Regions from separate parts of the Mus musculus genome. Here region 1 is linked to region 2. The links are chromatin loops, found by intact Hi-C in ENCODE. Cell type or tissue: heart. All regions are shown on one strand.

Region 1 (8,000 bases), 220 kb after region 2:
AGCTGATCAGTAGGACTCAAGGCCATAGGCAGGAGTTCGACTTCACTGAGGAGGGGAGGAAGAAATGTTCCTCTATGTACAGCAGCATCACTGTGAGCTACACAATATCAAACCCGTGGTGAAGAATGGAATCAAAGGAAGGAATGATGGCAACACAGAAGAATGGGAGGGAGAGCATGGTGCATATCTAGATGCCTCTGGTTAGTAGCAAAGAAACCCAGAGTCTCCTGGAATCTTCTTCACACTGGTCAGGGCTTACAGAGCAAAGTTCAGATCTGACAGCAGTGGCTCCAAACCCTATCACTGACTGCTCCTTTACAAAATAAAGGCTCACAAATGAACACAGGGTGGTTGAAAACTGCAGCTTCTCAGAGGGAGACTTAAAGAGCACACCACCATGTCCTGGGGTGGAAAGCAAGAGCTGACTTTAGTGACAGATGAGGTTGCATCTGAGTGGCTCCTGATACAGAAAAAAAACACACAATGAATTTCTACAGATGATACATTGAAACAAGGAAATGCTTATGAAAGATGGATGAAGCAAATCTCATGGAGAAGGTGGAGGCAATGCCAGCATAAATGTCATCCATGCAGCCAGTGTGTACACAGCATCAGGGCATCAGCTATGTGGCTTTCTGTGGACTTGGGCTTGGTTTGTACTTTCTGAGTAATGTGACTTCTTGGGCATTTTTTTTTAGAAACACAAAGCTTGACATTATGTCCTTCACACACACACACACACAAACTTAGACTCAGATCGACACACACAGGCACACACCCACCCCCACTGGCACACACATAGACATATATACACAATCTCAGTCATACACATATAGCCAGCCACATACAGAGATACACATATATGCACACACATGTATGCATGAGTTTAGACACACAGAGATGTACATACACAGGCATACGTGTATATACAAACACACAGATACAGACTCATACTAACACATACACAGGCATACCCACCCACTGGTGCATACCCACCCACTGGTACACACACACACACACACACACACACACACACACATACACACACAGACATATACTGACACATACACAGGCATACCCACCAGTGATATACACACACACACAAATGCACAGATATAGACACATACTGGCACACACAGAAAGACACACACCCACCGTCACACACAAAGATACACATATATGCAGTGGCACACACATGCAGGAGCATAGTCATGTGCACAGAGGAACACACAAGGCTGTGACAGCATATTCTAAAGCAAGCAAATATCTTTATTAGACTATTCTGTGCTGACGGTTTCATCTACTTTGAGTAACCATAAAGAGTGGCCTATCCAATGAGGTCACTCTTGCTTCTGCTCAAAGGCAAGTGAAGGATGAGGACAGTGTAAGGCTTTATAGTAAGACCGTGGTTATGAGGATTGGAGCTGTGCAAAGCAGCTGAGGGAGTAGCAATGAAGCTTCCAGAATGGCACATGGGAGACTCCAGACTGTACAGCAGAAGAAAGCAGCTAGCAGGGGCTGAGCCAGCTCAGCAGAGCAGAGCTGAGGTCCTGAGTAAGTACTTCTGAAATCCAGGGGATGTCTTTAGACCACGAAGATATTAAGGGGTTTGTGGTACCCATTCCAAAATGAACACAGTGCTGGTAAGAAGCATGGAGTTTGATGAGGAGAAAGGAGTGCATAAAATGAATACTTTTCCTCTGTACTGCCAGTGGAGAGCCAGAAAGGCCTGCACACTGAGTATGAATCCAAAGAAAACAACTCACAGAAAAGGGGGGGTCTCCCTTCGGAGCTGTGTTAGCACATAGATTGCTATGAAAGCTTGTTCATACAAGTAAAAATCTGATGGATGCACATAGTTAGATGTGTGTGTGTGAGAGACAGAGAGAGAGAGGTGATATATTTTATAACAGATGCTATTAGAGTTTTAAGTCTGATTTTCTTGCTTCCATTAGCTAATATAACTGGTCAAAGATTCTTAGGGGAAGGTCAGAAATAATCTTGAAGCTCACTACAAGATATAGCAGCTAATAGAGATGCAGAGGGGCATCCAACAAGGTTGAGAACCCCTTGATGGCTGGATGGGAAGAGGGATGGATGAAAATGATTGATGGTTCTCAAATATAGATAAAGAGGAGGTGTATGGGTTTTCTTGTTGTTGTGACCAAGCACACTGCAAAAACAACCTTAGGGAGAAAGGATTGGCTCACAGTTGAAGACTGCAGTCCACATGGAGGGGAAGGCATGGTACCTCCAGACCCACAGTGGCAAAACTATAACTCCTGAAGGTTCAACAACCTGCCAAAAGAGTGCCACTACTTGGGGGACTTTTCATATTCAAGCCACAATGTGTTTAACATGAATTCAACACGATCCAGTAGTACAAGACTGAAAGAAATAAAATAAAATGGAGATGAGCTAAAAGGGAAACTCACTGGAAAACAGGGAATGAGGCAAAGAAGCTCGTTGTACACCAAAGACAGTCTAAGACTGTGTGAGCACTGGGTCCAGTTCATATTCAAGAAAGAGAATCTCACAGCCCCCAGGCCCCACCTAGTTTCCCTCCGTCTTCTCCAGACACCGTGTCCACAACAGTACAGGCAAAGGTGTCTCCTCCATAGTCAGCTTCTGCATACTCCCTTTCCACCACACAGAGAAATAAAATGTATGTCTAATTGGCTTTCTAATAACGCTAATTAGCTCAGGCCTTTGTGATCCATAAAGAACAGAGGGTGCTTCCATCTTCCTATCACACTGCTGGGGCTGCTGGGGCTGCTGGGGCTGCTGGGGCTGCTGGGGCTGCTGGGGCTGCTGGGGCTGCTGGGGCTGCTGGGGCTGAGCCTCACGCTGCTCCTTGCTGTCTTAGAAGAGACTTTGAAACTGCTTCAGTGAAAAATCTCTATTTTGCTACTGCATATTCAAACCCAAGGTGTTAAGCAGTGAAAGCGGTTATGACAGAGTTCTAAGGGATGTTCTAGAAGGAAGGGCTATATTAAAACAGGAAGCAGTCTCTAGAATAGCATGGAGTTGTAATAATTGGACAGCATTGGCCATTTCTACCCATCTTTGTACTGTCCAGCTCTGGGAGGAACCAAAGAGAAAGTCTGCTTTTGTCTGTATCTGAAATGTCTCTGGGCCCATGGATTGAAGGTTAGATCACCCCTTGAGAGGTGGTCAGAAATGAAGATGAGAAAAGTAGTAGGAAGTCTTCTAGCTGTTAGGGGTGCACCCTTTAAGGAAAATATAGGGCCTCTGCCCTTTATCTTGTTCATTTCCTGGCCACACAGGGAGCTGATCTGCTCTTGGTACTTTCCAAGCTACAGCTCTGAAGCAACAAGACAAAGTGATCAGGCACAGAAGCCAACAAAACCGGGCCATACATGAACATGGCAAGCACCTGAGATAGTAAGAGAAAGCCCTTCTACAGTGCCACAAAGGGGCCAATGAGTTTTCGAACAGAGGAAACAGGGACTTCTGTGGAACCCAGCAGGCTTTTCCACCAGAAACATTACTGCAAACACCATATTGAAGAGACTCGGGTGCAAGGACGAGGACTCAAAGAGTCCAGTGTCACGTACTTACAGTAGGCACCAAGCCAGCTCCCTCACTTAACTTTAGACAAATCACTCCCTGGTCCTCAAGTCCTGCCATTAAATAAACAGAATGGCGCTTTACAGTTTGTATGAATACTCCCTGTGAAGCAGCCGAGACAGGTTTCCTCTGCTCCTGCCTTTACCTGGGCTAGGAAATGGCCCATGTTATCCCCACAGTAGTTTCTGTAACACAGTATTTCCTTAAAGCTATTCTAGGGCTGCCCACTTCCCATTTCCTGTCTAAGGTCAGGAAGTGTTCTTAAAGAAATAGCAGTGATCACATCTTGTGACATGCTTGTTGTGATTCAAAATAACCAGTGTTTAGAAACCATGTATTTACGACTTAGCAACAAAATAAGTCTTTGTTGTATATAAATAAACAGTTCTGGAAGAGGATATGGTACAGTTTGTATGAGTGTGTGTGTGTGTGTGTGTGTGTTAACCTATAATTCCAATATGCTACAATGCAGAGAATCTCTGAATTGTAAGGAAGAACTGACATAGAGCTGTGGTATTGGGGCCAGCCACTCATATCAGGGGCAGCATGGAGTTTAAGAAAAGAATGATGAGCTAAAAAATAAAAGATAGGCATATTATGAAATACTAATTTTATTTAAAAGGAAGGTCCTATACATATTGTGAGATGATTGAGAAGTGAGAAACCAATCTGGGAATCTAAAAGAAAAACAATCCCCCATGGATAGAACACATCTGGGGCTGGGAACATGAGAAACTGAGAAAATAAGACATTTTTGTTACTAAAATCTTAGGTTCCCAGGAGTGAAGAGATAAGCGGGAGAGCTGGTGGTGGGGAGGTAAGGTTCTCCACAGTTCCAGCAGGAAATTACTTTAGGCTAAACTAGAGACACTGCGGGAAGTGAGAAAGAAAACGCTCTGTTTGTGGGATTGCTGTTCAGGAAGTGGAGTGGGGAGCCCCTTGGGAATGAACAGGGACTGAGGAGGAAGTGTAATAATGGATGATTGCTGCTCCTGAGCCTGGGAAGAGGGGAGGTGCTACTGACAGCTGAGAAGGGATCAGAGGAAACAAACAGGGTTCACATTTAGGTTGTTTGTTTGATAGATGTTTGGACTGTTTATGTGACAATAAATAATCAAAAGCGAAGCTTTGAGGGATGGCACTTCTAGGAAGCAAGAGGCTGAGGGGATAGCTGCCAGTTGACTCTGACTGCTCCATCAGCTCTGAAGAAATGCCTTCAGTGTGTCCCCCACATCGGGTCTTCTGCATATGTCCAGGCTGATCAGAGCTTTTGGATGATTCGTGAAGCTTGGGGCATCTGTTGATTCTAACGTCATGGAATGAGGGGAGGGGCTGGGAGTGTGGGTCAGTAGATAGAGTGTATGCAGGAAGCCCTGGGGTTCCACCCCCAGCACCCCACCAATCCCCTAGCATGGTGGTGAACAACACCTGTGGTCCCAACCCTCAGAAGGGGGAGGTATGATGATCACCAGCTGAGTCACTGTTGGTTACATGCTGAGTTCTAGGCCACCTGGGGTACATCAGACTCCATCTAAATTTTGGTTTTTGAAAGAATGAATCTTTGTGATTTTGGAGATGAGGAGGGAAGAGAAGTGCTGCGGAGAAGTGAAGAACAGATGCCAGAATCTCCACAGTAGAGGAAACACAGCTGTATGAAAATAGCTATTCTGTCTGTCAGAGTGGACAAGAGTGACTTTGAAAGTACAGAGGGAGTACCAAGTGTACAGCAGTCTCAGGTGAGGAGAGTAAGTAAATACGTGCCATAGCCAGACACTGGGAGCTTCTGGGGACACACAGCCAAGGTCTGCAGTGAGGTCAGAAGGGGCCACCCACACTTTCCCAGGGAAACAAAAGCAGCTAAAGCCAGAAGCACACTTGAAGCATCCACACAGAGGGAAGCTGTTGACTAGGGCTGCTGATCCAGCACTATAGCTAAGAGGTCTGGGCTGAGCTCTGAAAGGCAATCTAGCCATGAATGCAGTGGACAGATGTATTTTAGAGGTTCACAAAACTAGCGCTAAGGCTGTATGCAAAGCTTTTGTGAGTCAAAGCAATAAACCTGTGGGGTGGGGGTGGGGGATTATTGCCCAGTTTGTAAAGCAGCTCACCTTACAAGCCTGAAGAGACCCACATACAAAGCTGATGATCATGGTGGCACATGCTTATGTAATATCAGCGGTTGGGAGGTAGAGACAAATGGGTAGCTGTGGCTCACTGTCCAGTAATCTACCCTACTTGGTGAGTTTTGGGTCAGTAATAAACCTGTCTCAAAAAACTGAGGTAGACATTGTCTATGGAATAGCATCTGAGGTTGATCTCAGGCACCACACACACACACACACACACATTGAGAGAGAGAGAGAGAGAGAGAGAGAGAGAGAGAGAGAGAGAAATGGAGGGAAACTTGAAGGAGATTGTCTATATGTATCAATTTCTCAAACATCTTTCACTCTACTTTGAAGCTTTTATAATTACTTAAATTTTCCATTCCTCTATAATGAAAAAAAAAAAAACCCTTTACTTTAAAATCTTCGAGAGAGCCAGATAACCTTGAAAATTAAGTAAAATGAAAGTGTAAGCCCTCTTAATGCACAAATATTTAAGAAGTTAATCCCTTAAAAAATCTTTTTAATTCAGTTCCACGAGAGGTGGGGCAGACCAGGAAGTAAGACTTTTAGGTGTTATAATCTCAAAATACTAAGACCCAGTGCAGTCTGATGTTGAACACCCCCCCCCTCCCCGTCCTCCACCATAGTTAAGCACAGGTCTAGGACAAAGGAAGTACTTGGTAGGGGCTTGCTGGCTGGAGTGAAATCATGAGTGGGGTTAGATTGTACAGGTGTGCCCTGTATGGTGAGAAAGTCCAGAAAACTCTGGAAAATCCAGTGGGTGATCAAAGGGCTTATCTCTATGACAACATGCTGCTCAGAAAGGCCTCTCTGTGGAACCTTGTTGGACACACATACCTTTTGCATTTTCTGAGGCTTACTTAACTTCAAAATGAGTTACCTAAGTGTTCCACGAACCATCAGAATGTTCCAACAAGTTCATCTTTGTTTGTGTGTGTGCCTATGCTTGTGTGCATATGGGGGCCACAGGGCAGCCTCAGATGCTGTCTTTCACCAGTTAGCCACTTTTCTTTGCTTGTTTGGTCTGTTTTATTTTACTTTGTTGGATTAGAGTACACAGAGTAGGATAGGCTGTCTGTCTAACAAGCTCTGGGGACTCTCCTGTCACCAACCCCCCAATGCTGGGATTTCAAGTACACATCACCATGCCCAGCCTTTTATGTGTATAAATTTTTGTGTGCCAGGGAATCAAACTTAGGTAACTCAGAAGGCACTTTACTGCCTGAGACATCTCCCCAATTCTACATTTAGCTTTTCTTCTTTTCTTTTCCTTTCTTTTTCTTTCTTTCTTTTTTTTTCCTCTCTTTTCTTTTACCTGGCCTGGAACTTACTTTTTAGTCCAGGGTGGCCTCAGACTCACAGATACAATGTGGGAAGTAGCTGAGAACTCTACATCCCAATCTTCAGGCAGCAGGAGAGAGAGAGGGGAGAGAGAGAGAGAGAGAGAGAGAGAGAGAGAGAGAGAGAGAGAGAGACACTAGGCTGGGCTTGAGCATTTGAAACCCTAAAACTAGTAACACACTTCTTCTGACAAGGCTACACCTACTCCAGCAAGGCCACACCTACTCCAATAAAACTATACCTACTCCAAGAAGGACTCACCTACTCCAACAAGGCCACACCTTCTGATGGTGCTATTCCTTGGGGCCCATATTCAAACATATGAGTCTATGGGGGGCCATTCCTATTCAAATTAACACTGTGGCTTTACATTCTCCTGGTGTGTTTGTTCTTTCTTGGCTGTCCAATTTCCCACTGTTCTCCTTGAACCATAGAAGAGGGCCCTCCAATGGTTAGGTAGGGTGTAGGTCCACTCCTAGGTAGAGACCTTTGTCTCGCACTGCTTTGGAATGGGAAGTAAGTCACAGGAGGTGGTTCAGGGGCAGACATGAGGAATATTCTCTTCCACTACAGAATTCATAAGGGACTGTTTATCCATCCCTACCTCTCTGGCTATGACCCTTCATGCTCAAGCCTAGAGGGCATTACTGTCTTCTAAGGGAGGCATGCTCCACACATCACAGGATACTGTTACACCAGAGAAAGGCAGTCTCTGCTCTCTAGCCAGAATTACAATTTCCTATCTGTATGTTTTCTCACCCTTGGGTGTGTGGTTTGTCCTGCTCATTTCTGTATCACTAATGTTCCATTTGGCTGCATAGGTGCTCTCCCTGACCCATTTCCACCATGGCCTCTCCCTGGAAGATTTTCTCCTTTTGCTTACAAGAGCGGACACCTGCGTTTGAGTTTTGTTAATGGGGAACGGAAGTATGGTTGGCC
Region 2 (8,000 bases):
TTTTTTTCAGTGAACAAAGGAAGAGGCTGGAATCCGTTATAAAGAGGTACACAGATCTATTCCTATAGTCAAAAGCACAAAACCCAATGGGAATCCTTTACATTCAAAATTAGGAATTTTACTTAAGTAGTAATAATTTAAAAATGCTTTCACATCCAATTTGCAAAGTTCATCATTATCATTGTTTTTGAGAAGGGGTTTCACTATGCGGCCTGGGCTGGCCTTGAACTTGTGGTCCTCATGCTGAGGGCCAGGATTCTAGTGAGCACCACTGTGCCTAGCTTCCAAATACTATTAAAAGTGCAGGGAAGGGGTTGCAGCTCAGTTTGTGCAATGTTTGCCTAGCATGCATTAAGTCCTGGCTTCATTCTCTAGTATCATAAATCTGGGGATTGTGGCAGATGCCTATAACCTTAGCAATCCAAAGTGGAGGCGGGAGGATCAGAAATTCAAGGTTCTCATCAGCTACAAGTGAGAACTTAAAGCCAGTTCTGGCATGAATGAGTCCTAGTCTTTTTTTAAAAAATCAGTGAAAATTCCGTGAGTGCCTATGTTCATGAGAGTTAGCAGGCAGGGGCTCTTTTCATCTAGACTGTTCCTTTTTAACAGTTCCGTGCCAGGCATGCCTGCTTGTCTCAGATGATCCCATTTCTCTCTTGCAGTGGGAGGCTCTTTCTAGTTAAGGCAGAGCTAGCTGCCAGTTAGTCTCAGCAACTGGGAGAACAAAGAAGTCACATAGTCCGAAGGAATCATACTTCTCTACCATGAATCTAAGAAACACACTCCTCTTCCAATTTCCCAGAGCAGAAAGTGCTGGTGTTTCCCCTCTCAAACACTTTATCAGACTCTGGGTCGGGAACTATGTCTTCATTTTCTCAATTAGCACTCTGCTTCTGTAAGCCTTTTAGCTTTTGTTTCTGGCTAACATAGCTTTTCACCCTCTTTGAATGTCAGGTCCTACTGAGCCATTTCACTTCACTTTGCATCCATTTTTCCACCATTACTGCCTTCATCTCAGCTAATTGCATTTAGTTAATCTGATGCCATTTATGTGTACAGTGCCATTTACAGTCAAAGTATTTTAAGTTTTCTAAAACCGCTTGTCTTAAGATTCAATGGAAAGTGTCTCGGAATTGAAGGAGTCCAATTTTATCCAATTTCCTTGTCACTCTCATTAGGAAAGGAGGTGTCCATGGCAGAAAGAGGCCTCTTTAGCTTACTCTGTGCTTATATTCACCATGTAAAAGCGAACAGCAGAACGGAAAAGGGGTGGAGCACCTCCTACCCATCCCATAAGCCAGCCACCCCCTGGGATGGCATGTGAGAATTTGAGGGTCCTTTAGGATCCCAATTATTCAACTTAGGGGTCTTTTGATAGACCTCTACTGAATAAAGTTCAGGAGTGTGGTGGTGGTTGGTTGTTGTTGTTGCTGTGGTGGTGGTGGTGGTGTGTGTAGCAAGTCTGTCTGTGTAAGAACCTCATGTAGGGTAAAGAATCCAGGATCAGGTTGGGAAGGAACACACTGAATTAGTTGTGTGTACTTATTCCCGTCCAGTAAGTCTTCGTAGGAGGAAAGTACAGGTTGAGAGCTGGAATATGGAAGCTGGAGAATATGGGCTAGGTTGAGAGATGTCTCCTGTAAGAGAGTTTACCCCGCACTGTTCTCCCTTTACTTCAGGGGATCAGAGAAGCACCAGGATAATGTACTGTGCCTGGTGATCATTGGTGCAGAGTCTAGGATGCAGATATCACTGACGAATGTGGCTATGCATAGCGTGTCCACCGTGCAGTTATTCCTTTTCTGAGACAGGGCCTCACATAGCCCATGCTGGTCTGGAACTCAGTGTGTAGCCAAGATGACCTTGAACTTCTGATCCTGTTTGTCCCTACTGAGTGCCAGGACTGCCAGCACGTATCATGTCTGGTTTTAAGCTGTTTTACTCCCTACTACTAAAAATGGCTCAAGTTATCCTTGGTAAAAGTTTGGAAAAATATAATGAGTGTAAGTTCACTGAATATATCTAATATTGACCTCACATGTTACCCCCTCCCCCCATTCCTTGCTCACTTGGTTTTTTAGGAAGGCCAACCCATAGCCAGACTCAATCAGAATTCCTCTTCTTGTCCTAAGCCTCTTTCCATTAAGGAAAGAATCCTTGACAATTCCAGAAAAAAAAAAATCATTGAATGCTACTGGTATTTCTTGTCATCCATAAAGTTATAGGTTTCAGGAAACTTCCCTGGTAACCAAAGATATGCCAAGCATGGAGCCATGGTGGCACTCTTACCTGTATGGTCCTGAATCGGCCCTGTCTTGCTGGTCAGCACACTCCACCTGAGCTGTGCATGGCTGTCATGCTCCCAGTGGCAGAATGTCTTGTGAGAGCCCCAGCCAAACTCGCAGTTAAAACCGTATGTCGGGAACTCTTCAGTGGGGAAGGACAGACAGACATAAGGGAAGAATTAATCACAACGATCAGGAAGGCCATTAATACTCTCATGGGCATCATTTATTTTAATTCCATATTTGTTCTAAAGCTATGGAAAATCCACCAAACCCAAGATTACCAAGAAAATAACAGATGCATGAACATGCCAAAAATGTTTACAAAATCACATTTAGCATTACCATTCTTCTTTCTGTTTTGGGTCCACCTTTAGAAAGATTATGGATTGCTCATCAAATTGGGTTTATGTGAGATTTCCAGGAAGATTACTTTCCAAGATGCTTGTGTATGAAACATCAGAAGTATTTTCCCTAGTTGCACAATAGTCGATACGAACAATAATATTATTGAAGATGAACCATAAAAATTGATAAGCATCAATGATAGAAATCTTACTAGAGATTAGCTACAAGTGTCTGAAGCTGGGATGTAAGTTGGCAGGAAGCCTAGCCCTGAGTCTCACTTCTCATCACACCAGCTGATGGCCCAAGCTTTGTGTCAGGAAGGAATGACTGAAGCATTTTGCTGAGATTATTTTCTTTCTTCTGTGCTTTCCATCAGGTCAATTAATTTCAGACTAAGTCTTTTTATTTCTTTTTATTTTTGGTGAATTTCTGAATTTGCATATCAATTGTTCGCCGCACTTAAAACCTCAATTTGAGGTCACATAAAGCCCAAATTCATTTAAACATCGACTCTTTCAGCAACACTTTCTAAAATCTTCCAAATGTTTCTTTTGGAAGCTGAAAACATAAATGGATTTGCGGGAAGGCGTCTGACCTTACTGATCCTTAACCTGAAAGCCTTTCATTTACTCAACTCAGTTCTTTGAAAGGGTCTTGAGTTCAGAAGTATTAAGAAAGAAAGAAAGAAAGAAAGAAAGAAAGAAAGAAAGAAAGAAGGAAAAGAAAAGAAGAAAGGAAGGAAGGAAGGAAGGAAGGAAGGAAGGAAGGAAGGAAGGAAGGAAGGAAGAAAGGAACCAGTGATAGGGTTTTGTTTGGGGAGGAGTCAGCAGAGGCTAAATACAATCACAAAGATGAGATCTTTGTCCAGTCCCCAGGCAGATCAAGCCTGAAATTAGTAGTCCACGAGATGGCAGTATTGAGTTGGATAGAGCCACATCATGGGTGTCTGTCCAACTGAAGTGGAGTCTTGAAAAGACTTGCATACAATAAAGGAAAGCATGCTATTATGGGCTGCCTTAGGGTCAGACAGAGACCACGTCTTTTTTTTTTTTTTTTTTTTTTAGCATTTCTTTAACTTGCCCAAGTGTTTGATATGAAGTTCTTCAAGTCCTTTCAGTTGCTCTTCAAGGGCTTTCCAGTGCCCCTCCCCCCACTGAACAATGGTGTGAGGGGTTTTAATAGAAAGATTTATTAAATTGATAAGAATGATTTACTATGCATGTTTTGGTTTCCAAGGATTTTTTTTTCAAGTGCTACTGTCAGATTTTGGAAGGAACTCGCTCTATGAATAATCACAAGGAAGTAGGATATAAGTCCTTATAATCAGGAGGTAATGTGACCTCTCAAAGGGTGGGAAGAGTTGGTTCCAAAAGAGAAGTTGGTCACATGATGTGAGCATTTGTACAGAGTCAGCTAGTGCAAAAGGACAGCTTGAGTGTCAAAGGAGAGGGAGTTTTCATGTGTAAGATATTGAAGCATGAAGTGGAACTTCATGAGGCTCAAAAATCTCTCCTGAAGTTACTGCCCTTGGGCAGCAAAACTGACTTTCACAGATGGCATAGTCAACATCCTTGTCCCGGAATGTACTGTTGTGTAACCTCATGGTAGGAAATGTTGATGTGAAAGTGTGAGGTTTTTGACTTTTATTTTTTTCTCTTCAGTCTGCTTTGTACGATATGCAAAAGGGCAGAAAAGCTTCATAAGTGGTTCCATCTACTTTGCTTACACATAAAATTTGCTCTCTGGCCCAGAAAACCACACTGTGCATTATGTTGGCTAACATTCTGATGACATTGTAAAGCATATGAACTTAGCATTTTAGAAATGGCCAAAAAATTAAAAAAAAAACAAATCAATGCATTTCAGTGGGGCTGGGATCTGGATTGTAGAATTCAGTGCTGACAATTCACCTTGGATATGAAGGTGACCAATCATCCAAAGTATCAACAGACATTTGTAGAGGGAAAAACAAACAAATAAAACCAAAAACAAACAAAAAACAAAAAGCCAAAAAGCTGCATAAGGATCAGGAAAGAAGAAGAAAAAGACAGAGAAAGAAGAGAAGAAAGTTGAGTAGAGGAAAGATATGAAGATGCAGGGACCCTGATGGCTAAGCTTTTAAATTATTACTCAGGCCCTGGAGTTGTGCACAGTTCTCATTAAATTCAATAGTAATAATTGGACTAAATCCCTTCTTAAAAATAGCAGGAAACAATATTCTGAACTTAAAACAAATTTATGGCCTCTGTGAGCAAATGCCAGCTGTGCTGCTGAAAGGATCTTGCCTGCAGTTGGGTCATTAAGCACAGGATGTGAGCAAGGATTTAATTTTCAAGTCGAGGTTCCTATCTAGTATGATCACTGCTTGGTTATCAGCTGGTCCTAAAGTCCAAGCAAGAGGGATATGGAAGCCCACACAATCATAAGTCACCAACATACTGTGAGCTGCTGTGAGGATGTGGAAAGACCCTCAGAGGGTCAAAGTCCTTTGTAAAGAGAACTGCATTAAACAGAGGGGTCTGTCCAAGCATGAATACCCTTTTATGCCTCTAATGACAGCAACCTAGGCAGTATATGGATATTGTATTCCTGCTGAGTTTCTTGTATTGATCAGAATCCTCAAGATAAATTTCTCTCCTCTATGTGTGTGTGTGTGTATGCACATGTTCATGTATGTGTGTATATCTATGTGTAAGTCAGAGGTCAATTTCAAATGTTATTCTTCAGGCACCATCCATCTTGTGTTTTGTGATTGGCTCTCACTGGGGCCTGGAACTTGCCATGTAGGCCAAGCCTGCTAGTCAGTGAGCCATGGCGATCTGCCTGTCTCTATCTCTGAGCATGCTCCATATACTCTGCTTTTGTGTGGATTCTGATGATGGAACTCAGGAATTCATGCTTGCACAGCAGGGGTAAGTGCTTGCATACACTTACTGAGATACCCACTCAGTTCTTAAAACAGAATCTTAAGATTTTGCTTAGTTTGTAACTGCTCAGGTAAACAGAATTTTGATGAAGACATAGGGTCTGTCTGAGGCCATCTGTGAAGTGTGAGAGGCCTGTAATGCATCAAGTTTTAGGTGTGGTCAGCCTCACCTTGAGCTAGACCTCTGTCTGGAAGCACATTCCATCTCTGTGAGGCCCATGCAGTGACCTAACCAGAAGGTTGCAGTGAACAGATAGCTTTTAAAGGTCAACAGTTCATGACCCTCCAGTGAGGAGCTGAAGACCAGATTTATAACTCAGACAATGGAATAAACAGGAAACCATATAGACATTGTCTATCTCTATGATCAGCCAGGCTGTTAGAACCAGTCTTTGTCTAGATGGTGGTAGTAACAAATCTTATGGATTCATGCGCTGTACACCTGCCCTCTGACTTTGGTGAATGCTAAGATTGGGCTGACAGCCCCTTGTTTATAAGACCTTCACAAGCATGACCAAGAGGTCCTGTTGAAAGCAAATGTGTTATCAAAACCTCTCCTGGTGTGGTCACCATGACTCTCACTTTCATGCTTTTTGAAGATAGCCATGCTCGTTTAATAGAGGAGATGAGAGACTAACGAAGCAGTAGAGAGACTACTTCAGGGTGCTTCTAATCACTTCTGGCAAGAAAAGAAACTAGATGAGCAACTAAAATGTACATGGCGTCATCACAACTTCATATACTCCCTTCATCCTCTTCTGATAGAGGGCCAAAGACAGTATATTGAGAGTCATAGTCCTACAGCTTCACCCCCACAGAGAAGCCCCATTTGCAGACCAGGGCCGTCCTCCTGGTAACAGACAGGGAAGAGTAAAATATCTGCAGACAGACACTGTGACTAAAGTCAAATTACAACAGGTATGAGCAGGAACACAGCATTTGGGGGATTTCCTTTGCCTAACGTCTGAGGGGTTTGGGATGCGGGAGCAAGCGTTTTGTCAGCTGAACTCCTGAAAACTGGGGGAAAGTTCCAAAGAAGTTTGTCTTACAGTTTAATTAGGTCAATGGTAACAGTGGCCTTTAAGGAAGCATGCTAATTAGGGAAGTCCTTTCTAGTCCTCTGTGAGGCAGTCAGTGTGGAGGAAACACCGATACACACCACACGGTCCATTAATAAATGACTGCAGAGGCCAAGGCTGAGTGAACTTCAATAAAGGAAATGGAAGAATCTGGGAAGCTGACCCTCTCACCTTCCTCTAATGATTAACTCTAAAGTATTTAAAAAAAAAAAAAAAACCTCTGGTTGCTTATACAACTGCTTCCCTTCATGTGAGTCTGTGGGGAAGAATGTCACAGAATACTAACAGAAAACAAAAGAGGGCAGCCTTTGATAACCCGCACGCACGGTTGGGCGGACAGAGTCCTTGGGTTTTCCTCTGAGCTAAAGGATAAGGGGGATGCTCCCAGGGTGTTTCTCAGCCCGGGCACAGTGTAAACCTTGGTTTCCTGAGCCAGTCTTGTGGTAAGTGCTGTTGTAAAACTGCCAACTCTGTGGCAGGCACAACAGACAAACTTTGCGCTTCTTGATTTTGCAGAATGGTGATGAAAATAAATAGTTAGGCTGTGGCTTGTGAGATTTCTTTCCTTCTTCTAGTTTGCAAACACAGGCCACATCAGAGCTGTGCTGTAATTAAACAAAGTATGTCTCTCAATTCCCTGGGGGGAGGGGGGTAGCTGGGACATGTCATTCAGCAATGACTGATGAGGAAGGGAACCCTGTTCATTGGGGCTTACTGGGTACCAAAAGCATGTGGCTTTTACAGCTTTGCTGTTCTCCTAGGCCTTTAGAGCAACTGAAGCCAGGAAGCTCAGTGATGCTATTTTGGTAAGTGGGATTGGAAGGGGTACATGGAATATAGACACATTAGATTTTGATACCTGATTGGATGGTGCTGTCTATAATGGTTGGCTTCTCTGTGGCCAGGACAGTGGTGCCTCCTGAAAAATAAGAGCAGCGGCATACCAAAATAAGAAAACAGAGGCAGTGTGCAACAATGTTTCAAGCTCACATCTCTAGACATTTCTCACAGAAAACTCTTACTTTAGTTCCTTCCAGGACCAATCACATTTGACTGAATCTTAGTCTATCTAATTCAAACAACATTACCATAAGATTGTTTTAATTTTATGCATGCTATGTTTTGTGTATGTTTACATGTGTGTGAAGATTTGCATTAAGTGTGCAGGAGCATGTGCATGTGGATGTTAGAAGATAATCTGCGGTGTCATGTCAGAAATATCACTTGGCTCCTTTGAAACAGGGTTACACAAGTAGGCTAGATTGGCTGGCTAGTGAGTCCCAGGGACCCATTATCTACCTACAAGCTTGTACTATACTCAGCTTTGTGTGTGTGTGTGTGTGTGTGTGTGTGTGTGTGTGT

Evidence for each region. Hi-C counts contacts between places; a loop is a spot of excess contacts. Peaks named below come from ENCODE experiments on the same cell type or tissue, not always from the same donor. Only the 100,000 strongest peaks of a DNase experiment are listed, where the experiment ranks them.
Region 1: a loop joins it to region 2, with 3 times the contacts of the local background. A loop is called at or near these places in 3 of 42 quality-filtered maps.

The regions. Positions count from the first base shown.
Region 1 is chr8:128,264,005-128,272,004 of GRCm38, reverse strand. The region is part of intron 1 of A930035F09Rik (a long non-coding RNA gene); the gene reads left to right. Among named protein-coding and RNA genes, the nearest start is that of Mir21c, 10 kb to the left of the region's middle. In heart, no CTCF peak of the experiment used is centred here; a DNase peak (open chromatin) is centred at 4,524; H3K27ac peaks cover 3,402 bases.
Region 2 is chr8:128,487,454-128,495,453 of GRCm38, reverse strand. It overlaps Nrp1 (neuropilin 1), which reads right to left. Exons shown (of 17, transcript NM_008737.2): 12 at 7,498-7,557; 13 at 2,290-2,427. Gm32643 (a long non-coding RNA gene) reads left to right here and starts at 2,469. Exons shown (of 7, transcript XR_003947627.1): 1 at 2,469-7,081. In heart, CTCF peaks have their summits at 3,540 (motif pointing right) and 6,910 (motif pointing right); DNase peaks (open chromatin) are centred at 3,553, 4,053 and 7,093.